Linked DNA regions of Homo sapiens: region 2 is linked to region 1. Evidence: read pairs that join two places in POLR2A ChIA-PET (ENCODE). Cell type or tissue: B cell. All regions are shown on one strand. Links, peaks and the distances in the headings refer to the core of each region. The heading gives the core; the rest is flanking DNA.

Region 1 (5,102 bases), core at 547-4,546:
TTAAAAAAATTTTTTTTAATTAATTAATTCTTTGTAGATGTAGGTTCTTGCTGTGTTACCCAGGCTGGTTTCAAAATCCTGGCCTCAAATGATTCCCCCCACTCCACCTCCCAAAGTGCTGGGATTACAGGCATGACATACTACCTATTCTAAACATTATTATGGATCATTGTGGATATTATGCCCAGCCTAGTTATTTTGTAGTTTCTCTTAGATCATTGGTAGATTTAACAATGCATATCTCGTTTGCTTTCTTTTTGCAAGGGGTAAAATGACATTTGTGAAAACTCAGGTACTTGGAAACACAAAAGCTGTTTTTTGGATTGAGATTGTGAATTTTCATGTATGCATGGTTTCTTGGTCTGTGTTATAGGTATGCATGTTTTGAAAACTAGTCCTTTGAGTCTTAATCTGAGTCAGTCTCATGGTTGTGGTACTTTTTCCCTACTGGTACACCTGTGGCTTTTAGAGGTTGTGACCTTGGCACTATATTGTTATAATCGTCACACCATCATAAGAGTGGGTGCCATGCACAGGGTGTGGTAGGCTCACAATCAATAGACTAAGTGCTGGGGGAGAAGAGGAGGCTATTAGTTGAAAAAGACATCTTCTAGGCTAGTGGAGATTATTTTATACCTAAATAACTGATATTAGTAACTAGAGTACTTTTAAATTTATAAAATATTAGATGTCCATGTTCTCATTTAACCTTTAATAAAAAGGCTGTGAGATAACATTCTTATCCCCACTTAACAAGTGAGAAAGCTGAAGCTCAGTGAAGTTCAATAACCTGTGTAAGGTTCCTCAGCTAGTAAGTGGTAGAGTCAGAACTCCAATCCAGACCTGCTCTTGACTCCAAAATCTCAGTATTTTCTCCCCCCCACCCCCAGTAGTAGCTTAATGAAGGCTTGGAGATAAGAAAGTACAGGGAGAACTCAGGGAATGGTGAATTCACTGATGTGAATGACATAAAATACCTTGGGGAATGGAGGACTTGAGTAATGGGAAGTGAATCCAAAGAATCAAGTTGAAAATGGATAGCTTTCAGTGATAGGCCAACGGATTTGGAAGCTTCACTGGGAACCATTAAAAGTGATTAGAGCATATACTGAGCATTACTATGTATGTAGGATAGTGTGCTCAGCACTAGGGATCCAACCATAGAAATGTGGTCCCTGCATATATTGTGGCTACAGTCTGATTGCAGGAAACAAGAACTATATTAAACCATATAAATGACAATACGGTTTGAATGATACTTCTTAGTGGATGATCTTGTTTTTTTTCAGAGGGAGTTTCGCTCTTTCGCCCAGGCCAGACTGCAGTGGCGTGATCTTGGCTCACTGCAACCTCTGCCTCCTGGGTTCAAGCAATTCTCCTGCCTCAGCCTCCCGAGTAGCTGGGACTACAGGCCTCTGCCACCACACCTGGCTAATTTTTGTATTTTTAGTAGAGACAGGGTTTCATGTTGGACATGCTGGTCTCGAACTTCTGACCTCAGGTGATCTGCCCACCTCGGCCTCCCAAAGTGCTGGGATTACAGGCATGAGCCACCACGCCTGGCCCTTGTTGTGTTTTAATGTGAATCCTGTTTTACTTATAATTAAAAGTAGCTTAACTAGGATATTTTTCAGTAATGGCCCTATTTCTTTGAAACCGAATAGAATTAATAACCTAATAAACTCTTAGGGCTTGTGGGACCTAAAGGATAATTCCCCAGGGTTGCATGTCCTTCACCTGAGAAATGAATGCAGGGATCTTTGGTAGAGTCAGTTAAGACTAGGGCTGTTGAACCCAGCGAGACTCTGTCTTAAAAAAAAAAAAAAAGTGTACGTATCTGTCTGGGCTACAATAGAAATTGTACTTCTTGTTGACTCTGCAAATATAGGGTTTATTAAAGTCATAATATAGCTTATGGTCAAGGGTGCTAACCTGAATTATTAAGCAAAGTGAACAACCAGTATCATTTTTTGAAATGTTTTATTTTTAAATTGAAAACAAAAACACCCACTCTTAAAGGGTGTTTAATACTCTGAATATAACCTATTGTGACGTAATTATACTTACTGTAATTTTTTTTTTTTTTTTAAGAATTTCATGTCATCCATTTGTAACAGTCTTTTTGAAGCATTGTTTCCTGGATCTTCCTACTCGACTAGATTTTCAGCTTTAACCATTTTAGGTTCAATAGCTGAAGTTTTTCATGTCCCAGAAGGTAAGTGTTTAATAATGTTAGGGGAAGTAATTTTTGTTTTCTTTCAAAACATACTTATTCTACATTTTGCTTTATTTGAAGTTTCAGTTTTGTTGCCTTTCTTTGAGGTTTCATTCTTACCTTATAATTCTTGCTTGTACATAATGAAATTTGCTAGTAAAGGACAGAAGAGGAAGAAACTATCTCCCTTTTCATTGATCATTATTTGCCAACCCCAAAGTATAATTTTCATGGATTATGCTTATTATGGAAAGAGTTCCAGCTATTACCTCACTAATTTGTTTGTTGCTGTTTTAAGATAGTATCCAATCTGTTCTTTAAGTTTTAAAATTTGAAATAATAATAGCTTCTATTATATTTAATATTTCTCAGTGAGTCTCTGTGGTTAAAATGTGGTTTCCTTTACATGCCGTCTGTTTCATGTGCCTCAGTCTGGTTTCGGAAAGACAATATGAGGATGTAATTTCCAAGTATTCTGATTTAATAATACCCTTTGTTTTTCCTTCTGTGTGGTTCTCAAGAGGGTCAAATTTCAGTTCCCTCTTTGAATCTTTTTTTTTTGTTTCATTTTTTCCTTTTTGACAAGAAATGATTCCTTTTTTTTTATTTTGAGACAGAGTCTAGCTCTGTTGCCCAGGCTGGAGTGTGGTGGCGTGATCTCGGCTCACTGCAACCTCCGCCTGCTGGGTTCAAGCGATTCTCCTGCCTCAGCCTCCCGAGTAGCTGGGACTTCAGGCGCATGCCGCTACACCTGGCTAATTTTTTGTATTTTTAGTAGAGATGGGGTTTCACCATGTTAAGTCAGGATGGTCTCGATCTCCTGACCTCGTGATCTGCCCGCCTCGGCCTCCCAAAGTGGTGAGATTACAGGCGTGAGCCACCGTGTCCTGCTGAAATGATTCTTTTTTCCCTGTATATGTGTGTATATGTGTTAGAATGTGGGATTTCTTGCTTGTGCTGTCTTCGTTGACTGTGGTCAAACAGGAAAATATCCTGCTCAGCTGCTCCTTCACAGGGAATGGCCAAAGCATGAGGGAGCTTTACACTATCATTGGATTCTTTTTTATTTTAAATTATTGGGCAAAGTGTAATTTTTTGACAGGAGGACAGTTAGCTAATGTAAAAGAGGCTTGCTTCATTTGGGGAAAATCAGTTTTTAAAAGTTTTTATTCTGAAAAAATTTAAATCAGCAGCAAAGTTTCAAGACTGGTTCAATGAATAGCTATTTATGCTCTACCTAGATTCATCTTTTTTTTTTTTTTTTTTGAGACGGAGTCTCGCTCTGTTGCCCAGGCTGGGGTACAGTGGCATGATCACCGTGACCTCTGCCTCCTGGGTTCAAGCAGTTCTCCTGTCTCAGCCTCCTGAGTAGCTGGGATTACAGGCACGTGCCACCACGCCCAGGTTAATTTTTGTATTTTTAGTAGAGACGGGGTTTCACCATGTTGGTCAGGCTGGTCTCGAACTCCTGACCTCAGGTTGTCCGCCTTGCTTAGTCTCCCAAAGTGCTGGGATTACAGGTGTGAGCCACCGCACCTGGCCAATTCATCAGTTATTAATATTTTGCAATATTTGCTATATCTGTGTCCTTTATTAATTCTATAACCATAACACAATGATCAAATTCAGGAAATTGAATGTTGATACAATGCTTTAATTGAATACGCAATCCATATTTAAATTTTGCCAATTGTCCCAACAAATGGCCTTTTATATTATAGAACAAAAAGCTTCCTACAATCTGGGAAGCAATCCTAGATCACGCATTGCGTTTTGTTATTATGCCTCTTTTTAGCTTCCTTTAATCTGGAAAGTTTCTAATTTTATGATATTAACATTTTGGAAGAATATGTCTCAGGGTTTGTCTCATTGTTTCCTGATGATTTGATTCATGCTGTACATTTTTGCAGGAATGTTGCATAGGTGATAATGGTGTTCTTCACAGGGCATCCTATTAGAGTATTGATGATACTGGCTTGTTCCAGTTTTTATAATAGGAAATATGATCACCTTATTCACGTGGGGATGGCAGGCTGAAAAATGGTCTCTAAAACACATCCACATCAAATCTTTAGAAGCTGTGAATGCAAACCTTACATGGAAGAAGGGTCCTTGCAGATATTCTTAAGTTTAGGATCTTGAGGTGAGATAATTCTAGATTATCTTGATGGATCAAAAATGTCATCACAAGTATCCTTACAAGACAGAGGCAGAGAGAGATTTGACAAACAAAAGAAAGAGGAGGCAGTGCGACAGCGTAGGTAGAGATTGGCATGAGATGGCTACAGGCCATGGAATGCCTGCAGCTGCTAGAAGCTGGAAGAGGCAAGGAACAGATTTTAGAGCCTCTGGAGTGCATGGCCCTACTGACACCTTGATTTTGAACTTCTGGCTTCCAGAACTATGAGAGAATAGGTTTCTGTGGTTTTAAGCACCAAGTATGTGGTAATTTGTTACAGCATCCAGTGAATGCGGGAGTCTCCCATCAGTTCATAGAATTTCAATAGTACTTCAACTTAATTTAGAAAATAAGTTTTTACCTTAGAGTGATTGATTACTTCAACCATATAACAAAAAGTTTTCTGCACATTTAAAGCAGTTGTAGCTGCATCTAAGTGTGTGGGAAATAAAACTAGGCTGAAGCGTACCTATAATTTTTCAGTCAAGAGAGTAATTTAATACATTTAAATGTACTTTAAAAATGAAAACCCTGAGTCATCTTTCTAATGAATGAGTTGCATGTAATTGGGCAGTGACTTAATGCCATCGTAATTATGTTAGACAACTGGGAGGTAATGCAAATGGAGCAAGCCATACTGCAGGCATTACTTTTAAAGGAGGCTTAAGAACCTTGACTATGAAGTACAGGATGGGAGATGTAAATTCA
Region 2 (4,727 bases), core at 110-4,109, 240 kb after region 1:
CTGATGCTTTCTACTTTTTAAATATAGAAATCTGCAAACCTAACCTGGAGATGGCAGTTAGTTCAATAGAGGGCTCAGAAATCTCTGTCTTGTTCCACTTGTAGCTGTTGGCTTACTGGGGTGTTGCTGTTGGAAGATTTGGACAATGTTGTCATTGCTCAGCTTGCAAGGGAGTGCAGGCTTTAAGTGTCTTCAGCACATTCTCATAATATTATGTAAAGCCCTAATGTAGTGGGTTATGTTTTTTCCTTTAGCATGTAACATCTTCCATCTTTTGGATAAATTAACACCTTTGTTACCTTCATTGAGCCATTCTCAGTCAATTAAAGCCAATTCAGAGTCACAAATATTACAAGACAATGGTTTAGGCACAGTGGGAAATATATGAATGAACGATAATTGTCTCTGTTTCAGAAACCCCACAAGTAAGACAAGTATGGATTTAAATAACTATAAACAAGATTGTGTCAATGCTAGAATTAGTCAAAGTGTGTTGCAGAAGCAGAGAAGGGAGAAATAAATGCCAGCTTGTCAGGGTAGGGGTGTCAAGGAAGTCTTCAGGAAGAGGGAGAAGTCTTTAAAGGATAGGTGAGTTTAATTATTAGATAAGGTTAATTTTTTAGCATGGTGGCATGGGCCTGTAATCCCAGCTTCTTGGGAGGCTGAGGCACAAGAATTGTTTGAACCTGGGAGTTGGAGGTTGCAGTGAGCCAAGATCGTGCCACTGCACTCCGGCCTGGGTGACAGAGCAAGATTCTGTCTCAAAAAAATAATAATAATAAGATTAATTGTCTCAGATTGGAGACTGAGTAAAGTTACACTTGTATAGTACCTTTGTTGCCAAGTAAATTGTGAAGGTCTCATTGCCCAAGTACACAAAAGGTATCTTAGTACAGCGCCCAGCATTGTGGGAACCTAATGTGTGTGTGTGTGTGTGTGTGTGTGTGTATTAGATATATATAATGGAGTCTTTGTTGTCAGAGTTCAGTTATGGTTGAATCTAAATGAAAATTTAGACAGTGAAATACATAGAAGTACATACAGTAAGTACAAGAGTTCAGAAAAGAATGTGGACTAAGATAGTCAAGGAAGGCCTTATCAGAGGAGTTAGATATTTGAGATGGGCGGTAGAGCAGAGTGTGATTTGGAAACACCAAAAAGTGGTAGGAAAAGAGCATATCAAGATGGTGGACCAAATGTGCAGTGGGATACTGGAGGGAGTGCATGTGATGTATCATGGGCCAGTGAGGAGATCAAGCTGAGGGAAAGCTGCTGTGCTTTAGAGAGCAGTGCAAGATTTGATAAGAGACCAGTTGTGGAAACCCTCAGATGTCAGCCAGAGGAATATGGACTGGATCCAGGAGTTAAGAGGAAGTTAGTGAGCTCTGGCTGACACTGGTAAGTAGGCTGCTGTCTATATGCACATGAAATGCACTAAATGCTTTACATCTTTCCAACCTCGCTTAGTGGTCATCAGAGTTTCTAGTCTCTCTTAAGGATTAACAGAAATCTCTCTATTAGCAGTCCTTGTCACCTGGAAGCCCCTGTTGCCTGCCTGGGCAGCTAGTAATAGGAATAGAGATATCTGTATGCACTTGAGACCACATAGGTTTTGTCTTTCCAATGTTGCTAAGAGTACCATAGAACCACAGAATTTATAACAGTAAAGGGAATTTAGAGATCGTCTAATCCAGTGGAATTCATTCTTCAAACAAGCTTATGTGGAAATTCAAGATATTGAAAATAGTAGAGATGGTTTCAATATGGTCTAAACTGGGGTGGGGGCCCGGAGACCCACCTGCATGGCTTCCTTCCTGTTGGTAGCCCCAGAAGGGACTAAGAGAAGCACCCTAACTCCCTATTTCAAAACAGTGATCTAATCTAAGCTGATATTTGTAGAAGAGGTAATAGACACGGGGGCAGGCGACTTCTTCCTACTTGAAAGATATGGCTGTCTCAGAAGATGGCTCAAATTAGGGATGTAAATAGCAAGTTTGTTTTTTGCCTCTTGACCTGCTTTCTTCCTCTCCCGAGGCCTGATCATCCTTGTGGAAAATTCTACAACTCCATGTCCTTGGGCTGCCAAGGGCCCTCTCTTAGGAGCTGCCTTCCATGGATAGGGCTTCATGCTCCAGACCTTCTTGCCATCAAAACTTAACTATTCTATATCCCTTTTCCTCACTCTCAGCTGGCTGGCTGTCCCTAAATTTTAATATGTAAATAAGTTTGTTCTCCCGGGTCACACAGCTGTTTTCCAGTAGTGACCTGGTAGAGACAGCACCTTTAACTGAAGTCCGTAACTGACGCAGGCTTTACGGCAGTGCGCTGGCCTGGCAGGAGCACATCTGCCCTCATATTAAGCTGCTCAGCCCTGATACATTTGTCCCGTGTGGCTGGGGTTTCGGCCACCTCCACAAGGGCTGTGGGCAGCATGAGCTGGTCTTACATGAATGGGCCAAGGGAGCATCTTGGAGAGAGGCCCTCCTAAGTCTCACTAGCCTTTCCTTCCCCTCAGCTGCCAGTGATGATCAGGCTTCCTCAGCAATTAGACTGGCCTGGGTGCCTCTGGGAATAACACCTTCCCACGCAAGCTCAGGGGCTCACTCTAGGACTCCCCAAGCCAGACGGGTCCTCACCAGTCCGCAGGCTCTGCGTTCCTGGGTAACCACAAGGAGAGTCACATCTAGAGGCACTTGGTGAATGGAAAGCCTCTAGCCAGAAAACACAGTGCAGTGCCATTGAGGAGAGGCAGAGAATACTCAAGGTTAGCAAGTCAGTGGTCTGGCCTCTGCTGGACTACTGCCCAGCAAGGTGTGGCCTGTAATTTCCTTAGGCCTGAGTTTTCATCTGTAAAGTGGGAAGCTCTAAAATGAAGGTGTGAAATAGAGGAGACCAGGGGAGGGCATAGTGAGTAATGGAAGTGTAAACATAAAAGTGCTAAGAAGATACGGGAACTATCTATTGTCAAATAACGAAGTCTCTATCAACATAATCGCCACGTTGAAAATGTGCCTTTATGCTGGTCCTCACAGAAACAGCTGCACTTGGAGCCTTGCTTTTCACCAGACTGGCTACCAGGATATAACACCAGTCTACGTGGTTTCTAATTGCTTGGCCCAATGTCTCACTTTTCACCTGATTGTGTTTGGGACACATAGATACAATTTGTTTTCTAGAAAACCTTGATTCTATTCTTGGTTTCTGCCCTTGTCTTGGCTAGGTCACTTGAGCTACTTTGTTGATTTATAAAAATGGGAATGATAATTTCTATTTTTCTTCCTTCTTAAGAATTTTATAAAGATAAAATAAGAATACTTTTTAAAGAGAAAACTTTTAATATAATAAGATGTTGATATTGTTATTATCATTCGTACTATTTTTACCAGGGCTAATTTCCAAGTGTGTGCCTTGCCAAATTCACATGACCACGGTCCTATTGACGGTGCTGTTAGAAATTCTCCCCTTGTGATTTACATAGCTCAGGCAGCATCCAGAAGATTTCATCCACCTCACCTATTTATCCTTTTTTATGCTTTTAGGGAGAAAGTAAGGTTTGAAAAGAAAGGGGACTTGTGTTAACATTCTATATAAGATTTGAAGCTATATATCTTCCAAGCCCCAAACTGTACAATAAAAGTTTTCTTGGATACTACTTTTCTCCCATAATTCCTAGCACATAGTTTATTAAGTTATTAACCAGCAATTACTCTGGCAGCATATTAAACTTTACTTTTAAACAAGTCACAGAGGGAGGGAAACACGCATCTCTCGTAAAAGGAATAAAAAACATACACCCTCTAAAACAGTTTCCCCAGGCTTTGAACAAATCCCAAGCCCCACACCAAGGTCTCTTTTTCATCATTCTCCGCACATAGCTTGAGTGTTAGTACAGTAATGAGAACAAGATGCCTAATAGAAAGATGGAAAAATATGAGGATTCTGGAGGCTCCCTGGGGGCTCTCTGGAAAGGCAGGTGATTAATATTAGGAGGGAAAGGCAAAGGCATGGCATTGAAGCTGTGGGCTTCCTCCAGCAGCAGCAATCCTAAGGGAAACAGAGGAGGCTGTGGCTTTGGCCCTAACCTAAAAAGAGGACCCCAGTACCTTTTGCAGACTGCTGGGGCCTTGCTGAATGCCTACCCAGAACCCTGGTAGGAGTGGGTAAGGCCCTCTGCTTTCACAGATTACATTCCCCAGGATCCAAACCTGCTCTTCCAGGGAAAGCCCACTGTGCTCTGCAATGCATAGCTGGACCTTCAGTCACTTTCTGGACAGACTAACAGCTCACGGTCTCTCACTTTGTGCATGGTAGCTCAGTAAGAATTCCGTATAAGTTGGTCCACCACCAGAGCAGGGCATGGAGGATGGCTTCACTTTAAAAGGAAAATCCAAGTAGGAGGGCTGTGGGGCAGCATCTACATATGGCTGTGAGTATAAACACTCACAAAGCTCCAGACCAAGAAAGGCAGGATGGATGTTGGGGCATACCATAAAAATGCAACTCTGCCGTCACACCTCCCCCAGGGAGGGCAAGGTAAACGAGCAGTCCTGGTAGCCAGCCAGGCCCTACAAGCTTCTGCCAGCTGGCCCTGCATGCACAGCTAAACTCTCCATGTTACAGTGGGGGAAATGACTTGTTTAAATATATATATTCTACAGTTCATCACCATTTTGCATTTTGATTTAAACAAGTCCCCTATTGTTTGTCTAAGAGTGCCATATGATGGT

What was found. Peaks named below come from ENCODE experiments on the same cell type or tissue, not always from the same donor. Only the 100,000 strongest peaks of a DNase experiment are listed, where the experiment ranks them.
Region 2: POLR2A ChIA-PET joins it to region 1 with 5 read pairs; 3 of 35 experiments call an interaction of 5 or more read pairs at or near these places.

What each region holds. Positions count from the first base shown.
Region 1 is chr2:43,563,811-43,568,912 of GRCh38, reverse strand. It overlaps THADA (THADA armadillo repeat containing), which reads left to right. Exons shown (of 38, transcript NM_022065.5): 15 at 2,092-2,215. Among named protein-coding and RNA genes, the nearest start is that of THADA, 30 kb to the left of the region's middle. In B cell, for the core only: no CTCF peak of the experiment used is centred there; a DNase peak (open chromatin) is centred at 2,572; H3K27ac peaks cover 401 bases.
Region 2 is chr2:43,328,140-43,332,866 of GRCh38, reverse strand. The region is part of intron 30 of THADA (THADA armadillo repeat containing); the gene reads left to right. Among named protein-coding and RNA genes, the nearest start is that of LINC01126, 100 kb to the right of the region's middle. In B cell, for the core only: no CTCF peak of the experiment used is centred there; no DNase peak of the experiment used is centred there.